2 separate regions of the Mus musculus genome follow, and region 1 is linked to region 2. The links are chromatin loops, found by intact Hi-C in ENCODE. Cell type or tissue: heart. All regions are shown on one strand. Links, peaks and the distances in the headings refer to the core of each region. The heading gives the core; the rest is flanking DNA.

The links. Hi-C counts contacts between places; a loop is a spot of excess contacts. Peaks named below come from ENCODE experiments on the same cell type or tissue, not always from the same donor. Only the 100,000 strongest peaks of a DNase experiment are listed, where the experiment ranks them.
Region 1: it touches region 2 in a loop (4-fold over the local background); 7 of 42 quality-filtered maps call a loop at or near these places.

Annotation. Positions count from the first base shown.
Region 1 is chr17:21,380,093-21,388,437 of GRCm38, reverse strand. Zfp677 (zinc finger protein 677) reads right to left here and starts at 4,690. Exons shown (of 4, transcript NM_172486.2): 1 at 4,418-4,690. In heart, for the core only: a CTCF peak has its summit at 4,934 (motif pointing right); a DNase peak (open chromatin) is centred at 4,737; H3K4me3 peaks cover 1,141 bases; H3K27ac peaks cover 865 bases.
Region 2 is chr17:21,267,971-21,276,315 of GRCm38, reverse strand. It overlaps the pseudogene Vmn1r-ps149. Among named protein-coding and RNA genes, the nearest start is that of Vmn1r235, 12 kb to the right of the region's middle. In heart, for the core only: a CTCF peak has its summit at 4,049 (motif pointing left); no DNase peak of the experiment used is centred there.

The DNA.
Region 1 (8,345 bases), core at 292-8,291, 110 kb before region 2:
AAGATCATATGAGTGACATAATTCAGTCACAGAAAGACAGATATTGCCATGGTCGCTCTCATAGGAAGTTCTTAGCTCCAAATCTTCAGAAGTGAGTACAACTAAAGTAAATACAGTAACCCAGGAAAGCAAAAACAAAAACAAACAAACAAAAAAACAAACCAAACAAAAAAACCCACTGAGGGGCTGGTGAGATGGCTCAGCGGTTAAGAGCGCCGACTGATCTTCCAAAGGTCCTGAGTTCAAATCCCAGCAACCACATGGTGGCTCATAACCATCCGTAATGAAATCTGAGGCCCTCTTCTGGAGTGTCTGAAGACAGCTACAGTGTAATTATATATAATAAATAAATAAATATTAAAAAAAAGCCCACTGAGGCATGTGGGGGAGTTATAAAGAGAATAACAGTGAAGGAGTGATTTGAATAAACAAATGAAAAACCATGGAAGGGATTTAATTAGGAAAAAGGGACAGGAAAGATGTTTCAGATAGCCATAAGGAAACATCTTTACATACATTGCAAAAAAGTCAATGATACATATACTTCTGTGTATGCATACACAACTAAAGTGTAAATGAAAACTTGGCATCTGGGCTGATCATGCTCCTCACAAGAGCCATAATTTTCTAATAAAACCACCAACTCCAGGGATGAAAGTCCTGCTTTAAAGTTGTTGGTCACAGCTGTCCAAGAGACTCCCAAAACATTATAGGCTATGGCTGTTGCCCATGATTGTGAGCTAGGTGAGTCCCTATTATTGAAGAAGCTGTGCACTTTGGACAGAGATTTCAGAGGACACGAGATGGATCTGACCTTAAAGCCTTCTGGGGACTAGCTTTCATAAGGCAACATGCAAGCTTCCAAAGGGGGGGGGGGCAACCGACAGTCCTACCCAACTCTGACACCTATGAAGCACAACAATAATTTGTACTGAAGCATAATCCTCCATGTGCAAGTATGGCATACATACCTTTGTGGCAACCAACAGTTTCCCACTTAGACTTAGGACCCCCTCAACAACAGGGAAACCATGCGTGGTACTGGGAAAACAGCCAGTTTCACTAGGGTTAGTGAAGTCAAGGATCTTGGTACAACCACTAGTTTACTCAATCACCATAATCTCTTACTATATTCTAAATATTTGTCCTCATTCCAACAGGTAAATGTAGTTGTTACTCCTCATCAAGGAAAGTTCATTTTGCAATCACGAAGATTATTACAGAAAACGCACTCTAGTCAAAATGCAGAGTTGAGTATGCTCAGTCCCGACTGATACATAAACAACACAACTCTTGCACTAAGGCTCAGGGATCACTGAGAAAGAGGGGCAGAGATACTGTAAGAGCCAGAGGAATAGGAGTTTTGTTGTGACATTGTGTCTCCTAGAAATTTCCAAAAAGCTACATGCATGAAATCTTACAAACATGGCTGCCTAAACAGGAACTGAATAAGGATATGCTAACATGGAAGGGAGCTAGCTCATTAATCTTCAAGCCTAACACTAAGGCTTGAATTTGAACACAAAAGGATTCTGAGAGGTGGAGAAATAGTCTTCCTCAGAGAATAGTACACTGTATGATTATACCAAGAGTTCAACACTGAACACATACAAAGTATGGATCTCAATACTCCACAACTACAATTCTAGAGTGCAAAGGATATATAGTTATTCATGCAAGAAAACATTCATATATATGCATATGTAATATGTAAATATAAATAAAAACTCTAAATATTAAATAAAATTAGGAAAGAGAAAGAAATTAATAGGTAGGTAGTTAGATAGATTGATTGATAGATAGAAAGAAACAAACAAACAAACAAAGTGTAATCCCTTGAATGAATTTTACTAGGCAAATGAAAGGTTTCTACAATGACAATATAATTGAATGAAGTGAAGAAAGTCAGTAAAATGAAAAATTGCTGAAGGAACTGAGGAAGATGTGAACTAGAACACAAATGTTTTACAAAAATTAAAGGGGCACATAATGTTGTGAAATATGTATTATTTCGGAAAGTCTTTGATATTGTCAGTTGAAACTGTGTAAAATCCAAAATTTCCATGGGAGTAGCAATAATTAAAAGTGTGAAGAGACACCATACACAGTAGGTATAGTTCTTTGCTACATATTTATAGTATAATGGATAAAAACACCTATCAAAAATTACAACTATGTATATTTATAGTATAATGAATAAAAACATCTATCAAAAAATTACAAAGGAAGCAAATTATAAAATAATCAATTAATAAGTAACTGAATTGAACACACTGTGCTCAACAGCAGTTGAAATGGCCAACAAAAACCTCTTCATAGTAGGGCATAGGATACTGTACAGAGATTCCAATTCTGCCTAGAAAGTGGCCACACTTAAGACCCTAAACAATAACAAATTCATTTATTTCAGTATATTTGAAATGTACATGGATATTTTTAAAGCAAATAATGTAAACAGAATACAGATCTAAATAAAGAAAATGACTGTAAAATATAAATTTTCTTCAATAATTTGATTTCATATCCAAAGATACAAGATACTATAAAAGAAGGTATTTCCTTTAAATGTATTGACTATAGACAGTAGTAAAATCTTACTTGGATATTTTATAGAAAGTAATCCTGAAAGTACCAAGGGGCAGCAAAGAGCTGGAAAACACTAAGAGGATCATACCTAGAGGTGATCTCACAGTATATTACAATCACAGCAATGCAAACCACTTGGAATTGTCATAAAAGACAATAGGAGGTATCCTTGGGAAGACAGGATAGACAGAATTTAACTGTCTGTAAGTATAGTTCCCGATTCTTATCAAAACTATTATTTTCAGGAATAGAGAAATTAACACTAAAAGTTAGAGAATGTGCTATAATACCAAAGCCCCCAATCACAAAACAATAAATACACCTAGAGGTATTAATTTTCATCATTTTATAATACATTAAAATCACTGAAGTGGAAACCATTTAATACTGATGAATGTAGACTGGATCAGTGATGTGCATGGAATAAGGACAGCATCACTCACATGCACAATCAAGTAAAAGTTTATTGCCTCCTAAGATCAGTTCTTCTGTAGAAAGTCTTCTCATCTTTACAATAGGATAATCCTGAGGAGATTTTTCTCAGTGGAAGTCTCCAAAATTATTTCTAGTGAAACAGAATGTGGCAAAACTGATTTTATGTCCCACTTCCACATTTACCGGAATCCCTTACCATCCCTTCACCAATCCTCCAACATACCTGGATCTTTAGCCACTGTCTCCTGTCTCTCTAATGTTCTAGGGCACTTGTTCTGCTACACAGGTGAGCAGATGTGGGTGATCAGTGAGCCATGTACATGAGAACGAGATTCATCAGAAAGCACATGGATTTCTACTACAGTACTGTGCTCAGTAGATAAAGAGAGGATTTTATAGTGATATAAATATTTAGAACTCATTTCCATTTAGCATAACTGGAAGCCCACATTCAATCACAACTCAGTTAAAACTGACGGGAAGAAATGGAACTCAATGATTGTGATGACAGCACTATACACTTGTGAGATTCTTAATATAGCATGAACCAAGCAAGACTTTGTCATGCAGGGATCACACAATGCACACTTGTTTTCCAGGACCCTGAAGATGAATAAGGGAGAGAGCAAGCAAAGTATTCTCACGTACAAAAACCAGATTGCTGTAATTCTGCAGTATCCAGTCTCTATATAAAAACCTTCTGACCTTTCAGAAGGCATTCCACCTTTTCCTGGAAGAAGTTCACAGTCACACCACTGTCAAGTATCAACAACAAAACAAAACAAAACAAAACAACAACCTACAGTTTGAACAGTTGTGTTAGTGCACACTTTTGGATTCTATTATATTTGCAGCCATTGCTTTTATGACTAGTATATAAACGCTCTCTAGGGATGCCAAGTCACCAAGTAAGTCCTTGGGTGTAACAGGAGAGTTAGGATGGATGAATGTAAATTTCAAGAGCTTTGTCCTTTTCACCTAAACAAAGTGAACTGCATTTGAAATATCAACAGATAAATTCAAATATTCTAGGTTATTTAATAAGAACATTTGGGAAGCTCCAGGTTCGATTGGCTGTCTTTTCCTGTGCTGCACTGCTGACTCTCCTAGGCTGCAGCCAGGAAACTGTGTCTCCTTTTGTTGTTGTTGTTGTTGTTGTTGTCACTGGGGCTCTGATCTTTAAAGAAGCTCTTCTAAACCCGCCCACTACAACCCCGGTTCTGGTCACGTGGCGCCCACAAACATAGGAAAGGACGGGGCTTTCTTTTCCTTAATTACTTTTGTAGACTCCACTCAACTTTTCTCTTTTCTCCCTCTTACTGGGCCAGGCAGTATCCCCGCCCCCCGGATAACCACCACCAAGACCCTAGTTTCCCAGCCCCGCAGCTCCTCTGACCTGGGAGGTTCCAGACCCGCCGGGCTACGGTTCCCCGGCTGAGCCACAGACTGCTGACTCCAGGATGTTCAAGGCATCTGCGGCATAGGGGAGTTTTTGGGTCCTCACAGGACCCCAACCTGTGTCTTCTATACTCAGCTCCGCACCATTCGATCTCACACGATGCAGACCTACAGCTCCTTCAGGTAATGGGCCCTCGCCATTTGGACTTAGCCTTTTCAGCTCAACTTGTCTGGCCTCACTCAGTGTACCATCTTTTTACTTCACACCTCTAACCACGCCCACTCTATACACTTCCGCAACCACCACCCAATGGACATCCACCTTCTATTTCCGGGTGAGCGGCCCCGCCCGTCCCCGTGGAAGACAGTCCCTCTCACCCCAGCCCTGGCTGTCTTTCCTTAAGGCATTTTTGCCTTAGGGAGGGTCATATCAGTATCTTAGATTTTGAAAAGATTGAGGGAAGTCAGTGGTCAGCCCTTTGCTACTAGTCCCGAGCTGAATTCATCCCGCGATGTACTGCTTTCTCCACTAGATGGTGGTCTTGTCAGTACTGATTCAGAAACAAGTTTGTCTTCTGTGACTCATGCTAAAGGTGCTGTGAGGTAAAACAGATTTCTGGTGGATCCAGAGATTTTCCTTGTCCCAGATGCAGAAAACAAGTAAGGTACATATAGCTCTAGTCCTAAAAAAAGACGTTAAACCAGCTCATCTATAGGTCTGGGAATACTGAGGAAGAAGAGGTGTTAAGAAATAAGGGAAAGAAAAGGAAAGACCATTCTCTAGACTCCATATGATTGTAACCAGTAACCAACAACTGTACTTACAAGTACTAGCTTCACACAAGGCCACAGTCAATCTAGGAAAACTAAAAGGCACACTTTTCCCCTCAGATATTGTCCAAGTGTTGCAGGATATTTGATCACACTGTGAATCTGGGATTGTGCTATCGTGTAGCTCTGCCCTTAACACACACTAATCCCTCTGGCTGGAATACAAACACACCCTTAGTACACCCCTTTAATCCCAAACAATGAAGGTAAAGTTAGTTTGTGGAAGGAAGCTCCCTTGTCTGAAAGTGATGTCTAATTGGTGGGTAGACATAGTGAGAAATCAGAGAAAGATCTGACAAAATAGGATATGCCCAACTCTCATGAGAAGAGGGAGGAAAGAGAAGATATGTAAGGGGCAGTAAGAGAGGAAGGAGGCAGTTTTTATCAGGAGAGTTTTACAGAGACAGGTTGAAGAGGGAACAAGCTACACACAGGTGAAGAAAGAACAAGCCAGAGAGTGAGAAAGAGCCAGAAGATCAGAACATATTCCCAAAATTAGTGTGAAGCCAAGTAGAGGCAATCAGTGGAGGCCAAGAAGGAGAGAAAGCTAGATTGAATCAGTGAGTTTGGAGAAGAGCTTGAGCCAGAACAGCTGAGAAGAACCAGCCAGCAAGAGATTAGAAAAAAACAAAAACAAAAACAAAAACTAAAAATGGTTGAGATTATTCAGCAGCAAGTCTCAGAAGCTGAATATATTCTAGGCCTAGCTTGGATTGTACAGAGGCTAGAAGCATCCAGGTCTAGGCCTACCTAGGTTAGTAGATGAAAGTAGTAAGTGTCGGAGACACCAATCACTTTGGTGAAGGAAAAATACATTCACAGGTATGTGTAGGCTCTAGGATTAGACTTGCTGCACATCAGGCTCCAGGACATAGCCCTTAAAAACACAGTCTCACAAATGGCTCTGGTTCATCTCAGTGAGTCCCAGGTAATATGACTAGAGATGAACACAACAGAGAATTTTTCGGATTGTGGACTAGAATAGCAGAGTGGCAGATGAGAGTGAGCAGCACTTCACACACACACACACACACACACACACACACACACACACACACACGAACACACACACACACACACACACACACACAGACACACACAGACACATGCACAAACACTGTGTGTTCGTGTTTGTGTGGGCATGTCTGCATGTGTGAAATAGCCAATAATTACAAACGTTAAATGACCACATCAGTCTGTAATTTCTTTTTAGTTGTATCATATATGGTTTTATATCAGATAAAACTGTCAAGAAGTCTTCCTTGGTTGTGTCAAGAAGTACTTTAAATAGCTTTGTGGTTAGATCTTCTTTGAAGTTTTGCTAAACTCCTGTCAATCTGCTCCTCTGGTCATCTTATGTGGTGGTGGTGGTGGTGGTGGTGGGAGGATTTTTGTTACAGTTTCAGTCTCATTGCTCATTGTTCTGTTTCCAAATAAGTGGAATAGTAGAAATAAGATCCACTTCTTAAGGCAATCCAGTGACTATCCCACCTGGGGTCCATCCCATATACAGTTACCAAACCCAGACACTATTGTGGATGCCAACAAGTGCTTGATGACAAGAGCCTGATGTTGCTGTCTCCTGAGAGGCTCTGCCAGTGTCTGACACATACAGAAGTGAATGCTCACAGCCATCCATTGAACTGAGCACAGGGTCCCCAATGGAGGAGCTAGAGAAAGGACTCAAGGAGCATAAGGGGTTGGCAGCCCCATAGGAGGAACAACAATATGAACTAACCAGTAACCCCAGAGCTCCCAGGGACTAAACCACCAGTCAAAGAGTACACATGGAAGAACTCATGGCTCTAGCCACATATGTAGCAGAGGATGGCCTTGTGGGACATCAGTGGGAGAAGAGGCCCTTGGTCCTGTGAAGCCTCTATGCCCCAGTGTAGGGGAATGCCAAGACAGGGAAGTGGGAGTGGGTGGGTTAGAGACCAGGGGGAGGTGGATGGATAGGGGGTTTTTGGAGGGGAAATGAGGAAAGGGGATAATATTTGAAATATAAGTAAAGAAAATATCTAATAAAAAAAGATCCACTTCATTACTCATGTCTATCAGTTAGGTTGCACAGTTACCTTGAGTAGTTGTCAAGACACAATAAGAAAAAGTTATGTATAGCTGGTTATGTTAGCTTTTAAACCTAGCACTCAGGAGGCAAAAACAAGGGGAACTCTAGGTCAAGGTCAAGGTCATCCTGGTCTTCATAGTGAGTTCAGACCGGTGGCAATATACAGAAAGAGTCTGTCCTAAAAGAAAGCAAATTCCTTCTTTTATGATACCAGAGGCACATTCAAACTGGGGAAGCCAATCAGCAGAGGTATGATGCCTATGAACCACATCAAAGATCACCATGGTACCATAGCAAGAACTCTAAGGGTGCAGTAGTGGCAAGCACACCTTGGTGGTAACCAACAGTTCTCTAATTGGTCTTAAGACACTGTCAAGAAAAGAAAAAAATCCAAGGCTGGTCCTGGAAACCTCACTACCTACTCATTGCTGTTGAAGTCATGAATCTTGGAGGAGAACCTAAAACCACTTTACTAAACCTTCACCAAAATCTAAACCTTTTTTTCCTTGTATCCACTAATAAGTATAGTCTTTACTCCTCATCATGAAACTTCTGTTTACAATAGACAGAGACCACTACCAAAAACTCACAACTAACCAAAATGCAGAGTTATGGAGGCCTGCTCAGTGGATAAATCTTCAAAATCCTCCTGCACCTAAGGTCCCAGGAACAGTTTTGAAGAGGGGATAGAAATATCAGGGAGTTTGCTGTGAGATTGTTTTTCCTAGTAATGCCAGAAGATACAATCATAAAATCTCACTGACATGAATGTCAAAGTGAGAGCTTAGAAAGAACAGCAGTGAACATCTCCATGTGGATGGGGAGGCATCCACAAGGGCTCAGCCCTGCACACAGAACCATGGGCATCTTAGGAATACTGGGAGCAGGAATCTCTCCAAATGATGAGGATTCTAATTGTTTATCCAATATCAAATGACCCACCTTAATGACATAATACAATTAACATGATATGGACTGAGTAGGTTATTCTTAGGAACATATATGTTATATGCATATATATATA
Region 2 (8,345 bases), core at 24-8,023:
CTTTGCTGGTGGGATTGCAAGCTTGTACAACCACTCTAGAAATCAGTCTGGCGGTTCCTCAGAAAATTGGACATAATACTACCAGAAGATCCAGCAATACCTCTCCTGGGCATATAGCCAGAAGATGTTCCAACTGGTAATAAGGACACATGCTCCACTCCACTATGTTCATAGCAGCTTTATTTATAATAGCCAGAAGTTGGAAAGAACCCAGATGTCCCTCAACAGATGAATGTATACTGAAAATGTGGTACATTTACACAATGGAGTACTACTCACCTATTAAAAACAATGAATTTATGAAATTCTTGGGCAAATGGAAGTATCTGGAGGATATCATCCTGAGTGAGGTAACCCAATCACAAAAGAACTCACTTGATATGCACTCACTGATAAATGGATATTAGCCCAGAAACTTAGAATACCCAAGATACAATTTGCAAAACACAAGAAAATCAAGAAGAAGGGAGACCAATGTGTGGATACTTCATTCCTCCTTAGAATAGGGAACAAAATACCCATGGAAGGAGTTACAGAGACAAAATTTGGAGCTAAGAGTTAAGGATGTACCATCCAGAGACTACCCCACCCGGGGATCCATCCCATAATCAGCCACCAAACACAGACACTATTGCATATGCCAGCAAGATTTTGCTGAAAAGACCCTGATATAGCTGTCTCGTTTGAGGCTATACCAGTGCCTGTCAAATATACAGAAGTGGATACTCACAGTCAGCTATTGGATGGAACACAGGACCCCCAATGGAGGAGCTAGAGAAAATACCCAAGGAGCTGAAGGTGTCTGCAACCCTATAGGTGGAACAACAATATGAACTAACCAGTACCTTGTGTCTCTAGCTGCATATGTAGCAGAAGATGGCCTAGTAGGTCATCACTGGGAAGAGAGGCCCCTTGTTCTTGCAAACTTTATATGCCCCAGTACAGGGGAATGCCAGGGCCAAGAAGTAGGTGTGGGTGAGTAGGTGAGCCGGGGGGGAGGGTATAGGGGACTTTCAGGATAGCATTTGAAACGTAAATGAAGAAAATATCTAATAAAAAATTGAAAAAAATAAAAAAGAGGTAAGCATTTTCACACTGGGCCACTTCTTTGGCATTTAAAACACTTATTTCAAATTTTATTCAGTAATTAGTTTGTATATTCATTCATGTATTCATGTTTTTGGAAACAGGACTCATCCGGCATGTAGGATACCCTAAAATTTTTTTAAATAAACAGGCTAGTCTTATTCTTTAGCCACTTTGTCTGCCTTCTTTAGGCTAGATTATGGGCACTTCTCTTTGGTAACCTGCAGAGTACCTTCTTGCCCCCAACACTATAGTAGCTGGGGAGAAGGCTCCATGTACACGATTCTCCATGTTGAATGAGTTGTATAGATGTTGTCCTTGTCAATGGGTCTTTGCTATCAGTTTACTTATCTTATATAGCCATCATGAAACTTTTTAATTTAATTTTTTCTTATTCACTTTACATCCTGCCCACTGTCCCCCTCCCAGTCACCCTCTCCCATGCTCTTTTCCCCTTCCCCTTCACTTCTCCTATGAGCAGGTGGGACCCCCCTTAGATATCTCTCCTCAACCATGGTACTTCCAGTCTCTGTTGGACTAGGCACATACTCCCCACTGAGGTCATCCAGGCAAGGCAGTTCATCTAGTAGAACATATCCCACATACAGGCAAGAGCTTTTGGGATAGACCTGTTCCATTTGTTCAGAACCCACATGAAGGTCAAGCTGCATATGTGCACATATGACTCAGAAGGCCTGGGTACAGCCTCTGTTTGTTGTTTGGTTTGTGCTTCAGACTTTGAGAGCCCCAAGGGTTCAGGTTAGTTGACTCTGTTGGTCTTCCTGTGGAATTCCTATCCCCTTCAGAGCTAGCAATCCTTCTTCTTATTCTGCAAGAAGCCCCAAGCTCTGTTCCCTGTTTTCCTGTGGTGTCTGTATCTGTCTGAGTCAGCTGCTGGGTGATGCCTAGCAGATGACAACTTGCTACTGACTGCAAGCATATCAGAATATCATTAACAGTGTTAGCAATTGGTGCTAACCCATAGGATGGGCCAGTTATTAGTTGGCCATTCCCTCACTCTCTGATCCCTCCCCATTACCTACACTATTTGTAGACAGGATAATTTCTGCTTTAAAGGTTTTGTGGTTGGGTTGGTGTCACTATCACCCCATTGGGGTTCATATCTGGGTTCTGGAGGTGACCTCTTCAGGTTCTGTTTCCCCAATGTAGTCACAGCAGCAGTCACTCCCAGTGATTCTTGTGCAGAGCAGTTGGGCCCAAAACTCAATAGCTCCACCCTTGTTCTTAGATGCTGGGGGAGAGGGGGTTGTATAACAATTCTTGGCTTATCACCCATTCTTGATTTTCTTATTTCTACTCAGTGTACTGATCTGGTATTTGAAAGACTTTCTGACAGAGAGACCAGGGTTCTTTCTCCCTCAGCTACAGAGCTTTATAATTGTCTTATGTAATAGTTTTTATATAGCAAAGATTGGCTTCAAACCGACTACAGGGCCAAAAATAACCTTGAACTTCTAATCCATATGCCTCAATTCTTTGAATTCTGAGAATGCAGGCATGTGTCAATATATATTATTCATGCAACATTAAAGAGAGTGCCCAGGGTTTGTGATTTTAGCCAAGGACTCTCCTCAATTGAATACAGCTAGAGAACTCCTGCCTAATACTAATCAAGAGACCATCCAACTCAGCTGTTTATTCCACAACAGATTTTATAGTTGCAACAAGTTATTTGCCATGAGGTCCTCTACAGTCCCCTTTTTAAAAAATATATTTTGTGCGTGTGTATTGTCAGGAATGTCTATACTGCTTGTACTTAGGACCATCTGGGTCACATGTGAAAAACAAACAAACAAAACAGGAACTCAGGCAAGTGTGCTTGCTTAGACCAGTCATCTTACCGGGTGGAATGCTGAGGCAGGTTGATTATTGGACTTTGGAATTTCAAATCAACCTAAATTGCAGAGCTGTTGTTCAAAAACAATTCAAAACTCTGTAGGGCAGGATCAGTAGAAAGATATCCTATTATTCTTTGATTGGGTCTTTTCATATTTTCCTAAATTTCTTGGGTGTTTTGTATTAGAATCTTTTTAGATCTGGTATTTTCTTTGATCCATGTATCAAATTCTATTGTATTTTCTATGCCTGAGATTCTCTCTTCCATCTCTTGTACTCTGTGCATGATGCTTGTATTTGTAATTCCTATTCTCTTTCATAGATTTTCTGTCTTCAAATTTGCCTCCATTTTGTGTTTTCTTTATGGCTTCTTTTTCCATCTTTAAATCCTGAACATCTCCTTCATTTCCTTCACCTGTTTGATTGTATTTTATTTATTACTTTAAGGAGTTTAATTGTCTCCTCTTTAAGGGATTCTACATGTTTGATTGTACTTTTCTCTATTTCTATAAAGGATTTATTTCCTTTTTAAAGGCTTTTATCATCTTCATAAGATGAGATTTAAACTCTTGCTCTTCAGGTGTGTTAAGATATTTAGGGTTTGCTCTAGTAAGAGAGCTGGGTTCTGATGGTGCCATTTTGGACTGGCTTCTGTTAATTATGTTCTTGCCCATGCCTTTAACAATCTGGTTGTCCCTGTAAGTAGCAGGCTTTTGGTACTGTTTGCTCTGGGTATGAGCAGCATCCATGCAACCCCGCCCCGCTGCAGAGTCAGGCATAACTGTGCGTTGAGAAATGGAGTGCTGTTTCAAGTTTACAGGTAGAGCTATGGACTGGAAGGAAGATGGAACTCTAAAAGGACTGGGCAGACCTCAGGGCTGCTAGGCTCGCTGGGGTCACAGATGTCTGAGGATTGGGGCCTAGGTGTTTCTCCTGGGTAAGAGCAGACTTCCCAGGAGCCAGGCAGAGCTGTGGGCCTGGACCTGCGAGTGGTGAGACTGCAGATAGAGGTGCAGGCTGGAAGGAAAATGCTGCTTTGATGGAGCAGGTCTATAACCACCTTGGAGTTTACAGAAACAGCCTGTGATAGCCACCTTGTGGCGAATTCTGAAATTACAAACTTGAAATTTTCTGACACCTGTTGAAACCCAATTATTGTTGTTCCTCCTATGGGGCTGCAAGCTCCTTCAGCTCCTTTGGTCCTTTCTCTAGCTCCTCCATTGGGATAAGATAGGGGATATTCGGAAGGGAAACCAGGAAAGGGGATAGCATTTGAAATATAAATAAAGAAAATATCTAATAATAAAAATGAAACCTATTTATTAACCTGCTGTCCAATATTAATTGGGACTCCAGTTACTCAAAGATATAAAATAGTCCTGGAACACTGAATACACACAGATATCTGTGGGATCAGTCTGAGAGTAGTGTAGGAAACATAATAGTCCCATAATAAAATAAGAATAGTTTATATAGGTACATGCTGAAAAGAGGGCTTGCATGGAGCACTCATTTGTTTACATAACTAAATTACTGCTTTCCTTGTAGAGATATCTTTCTCATTCCCAGGAGGACGTCAAGATCTGACTTTTACTTCTTTTATAAGCTGGAAAAGTATTAAAAACATGAAAAAGTAATGAATGCCAATTATCATCAGTGGGTCTGAATTTCTCTAGGACATTGACTCTCCAGGACAAATTAGGCTAGTAAGACATTACTGGAAACTCAAGTTATCCTCAGACAAGGCTAATATCCTTCATTTGACTTAATAGTGAAATTGACATCTGGGGTCAAAATGTTTATGTAAGTTCTACTCAGACCTTTAATACTGTAAAATGGGTTTTTTTCTGGAACCAATCATAAATGTGCTAAAGAATAAAAAGGCTAATTTGTTGATTGATTGATTGATTGATTGATTTTTCATAATAAGGGTCAGCCAGTTGTAGGAGATCAAGAACATTTTTTTTTCTCAAGCTATCACTAGTCCCCTTAGAGCTATTACCGACAACCTCTGTGTTTGAGCCAAAATCTAAATTTCTCTCAGCTTAAATTTTTGAAATGCAGTTGCTTAGACCACTAGCTTCCAATAATCTCTCTAAGGAAAACAATCACCAAATATCATTTGAAACCTATAGCAGATATGTTTGCTTTGCTAAATGACTTTCCCAGAAATGTATCTGGCTAATATAAATGCAACTGTCTAATGAAAACTGTTTGCCCCAGAATGCTTCTTGTTTGTGTGACCTGCACCATCATCAAAAGCAACACAGGGAGGAAAGGTTTCTTTAATCTTACAGCTTACAGTCCATCCTGGAGGAAAGCCAGGCTAGGAATGAATCTAGAGGCAGGAATTGAAGCAGAGACCTTAGTAGAACTCTGCTTACTCCCTTGCTCTTGCTGTCTTGTTTCTTCTTTCCTAATGATTCTAGCTTGTGTCAAGTTTACAGTTATAACACCAACACCCCCACAAAACACCAACCTCTACCAAAAAGCAGCACACTATTCTAATTTCAAGCCTGTACTGAAATAAGAAGAGCTGTGATGATTAGAAGGAGGGAAAAACTATAATCAGGATATATTGTATGAGAAAAGTCTCTTATCTTCAATAAAAGAACAACAACAACAACAACAAAAGAGATGGCTTTTTCTAAGCTTCAAGACTAGCTCTACCATTTTCAAAGCATTTGTAAAGGAAGCTAGCCAGGAGATGTGCAGGGGAGGAAGTCACATAACTCAAGCTAGCCTTACAGATGCCAAGTACCTAAGGGTAGTTTAGAACTCCTAACTCAATTACCTCAACTTTTGAAGATCTGAGATAATTCCAAAACATGTGCCACCGACTCTAATTTATAGTCCCTAATATTCCTAATAATTGACAACACTTTATATAATAAACTTTTACATACAAATCAAAATGTTTTATAATAAAGTCTATAAGTAGATAGCACATATCCAAAATGAAATGACAATTTAAAACCTAGATTAAATATTTTAGACAATTTGAAGAGTCTTTTTTTTTTTTTTTTTTGAGTAGGATTGTGGTTCAATCGACCAAAGTTTCTTGCTCATGTTTTCTATTGACACCCTGTATAGGGCATGAAGTTTCAAGTCACAAGGTATTCTCTCCATCTTTAACAGAAAACAGCTCCATGATCCTCTGCATAGATATGTGAGGACAAAGGCAGTATGATTTCCAAGAATGGATTCAGAAACTTTTAATTAAAATAAATTTGATTTGAGTTTATGAAAAAAAAAAGAGATGGCTTTTTCTAAGCTTCAAGACTAGCTCTACCATTTTCAAAGCATTTGTAAAGGAAGCTAGCCAGGAGATGTGGTGAAGTGAAGACTTCAGTTTCTCTTACAGAATGCTTAGTTAGTTTGATTCTGTGAAGCAATGGGGAGGCTCTCAAAAAACTGTATTCTAGTTCTTGGGCAACTTATGCCTTCCTCTGTCCTATTCAGGCTTCAACATATTTGTGGAATACAGGGATACACAGAATACACAATACACTTGAAATTAAATAACCAAATGAACTTTGAAAAGAAAATTATTTTGATGTAAATAGTCTTGAGATTGGAGTCATTTTCTTTTTCTTTCTCTTCTTTCTTTTTTCTTTCTTTTTTGATTTTTTTGTTTGTTTTTTGAGACAGGGTTTCTCTGTGCCATCCTGGCTGTCCTGGAACTCACTCTATAGACCAGACTGGCCTTGAACTCAGAAATCCACCTGCCTCTGGCTCCCAAGTGCTGGGATTAAAGGTGTGCACCACCACTGCCCAGCTGGAATCATTTTCAATTGAACATTTTGTAGTTTGGTTGACATAATAAATGTTGCCTCCATCCTATACTTCCATGTAGGGTCCTCTGGTTCTGAAGTCTATGATCAGACAATGCAGTGGACAGAATGCAGTTCATGGATCTTGCAATGGGGTTGGTCTACTTATCACAGACTCTAGTTGGAATACTTGGGAATTTTTCTCTTATTTTCTACTCTGCCCTCCTTTCACAACATCTAGATTAAAATCCACAGATTTGATTCTGAAGTATCTGATTGTGGTCAACACCTTGTTCATACTACTAAAGGAGTATGTCAAAGATTGGCTTTGATGGTGGAATAGGGTAAACCAGGACAGGAAGCAAAGTGGCATTGGCAAGGTTCAGTCCAGATACTGACAAGGGCTGCTCCCTATGGCAGCCAGTGATTAGAGAAGAGAAAGGGAAGAAACCAAACACAAAAGCACACAAACAGAATGGTTGAAGCAAGTTCAAAAGATTTTTTCTTAATCCAATTTTATACCCTTTAAGATGAAGTTTTTTCTATTAGGAAGAAAATTACCTCATAGCCACAAGTGACACATATTCTAGAAATAGTTATCACAAGAACATAACATATTCTTTTTTATTAGATATATTCTTTATTTACATTTCAAATGTTATCTCCTTTCTCAGTTCCCCCTGAAACTCCCTATCCCCTTCCTCCTCCCCCTGCTTCTGAGGATGTTCCCCCACCCACCCATCCACCCAAACCCACTTCCTGCCCTGGCATTCCCCTACACTGGGGCATTGAACTTTCACAGGACCAAGGGCCTCTTTTCCCATTGATGCCAAAGTCATCCTCTGCTAGATTTGCAGCTGGAGCCCTGGGTTCCTCCATGTGTACTCTTTGGTTGGTGGTTTAGTCCCTGGGTGCTCTAGGGGTATTGTTGGTTGACATTCTTTTTCTTCCTATGGGATTGCAAACCCTTTCAGCTCCTTCAGTCCTTTCTCTAACACCTCCATTGAGTGCTCCGTACTCATTCCAATGGTTGACTGTGAGCACACAACTCTGTATTTGTCAGGCCTTGGCAGAGCCATTCAGGAGACAGCTATATCAGCATCCTGTCAGCTAGTACTCCTTGGCATCCACAATAGTGTCTGGGTTTGATGGCTGTATATAGGATGGATCCCCAGTCAAGGCAGTGTCTGGATGGCCTTTCCTTCAGTCTCTGTTCCACACTTTGTCTACATATTTCCTCCTGTGAGTATTTTGGCCCTCTTCTAAGAAGTTTCAAAGCACCCACACTTTGGTCTACCTTCTTTTTGAGCTTCAAGTGGTCTGTGAATTGTATTATGGGTATTCTGAGCTTTGGGGCTAACATCCACTTATCAGTGAGTGCATACCAAAGGTATTCTTTTGTGACTATGTTATCTCACTCAGGATGCTATTTTCAAATTCCGTTCTTTTGCCTAAGAAGTTCATGAAGTCCTTGTTTTTCATAGCTGAGTAGTACTACATTGGGTAAATGCACGGTACTTTCTGTATAAATTCATCTATTGAAAGACATTTGGGTTCTTTTCAGCTTCTGGCTATAATAAATAAGGCTGTTATGAACATAGTGAATCATGTGTCCTTGTTATATGTAGG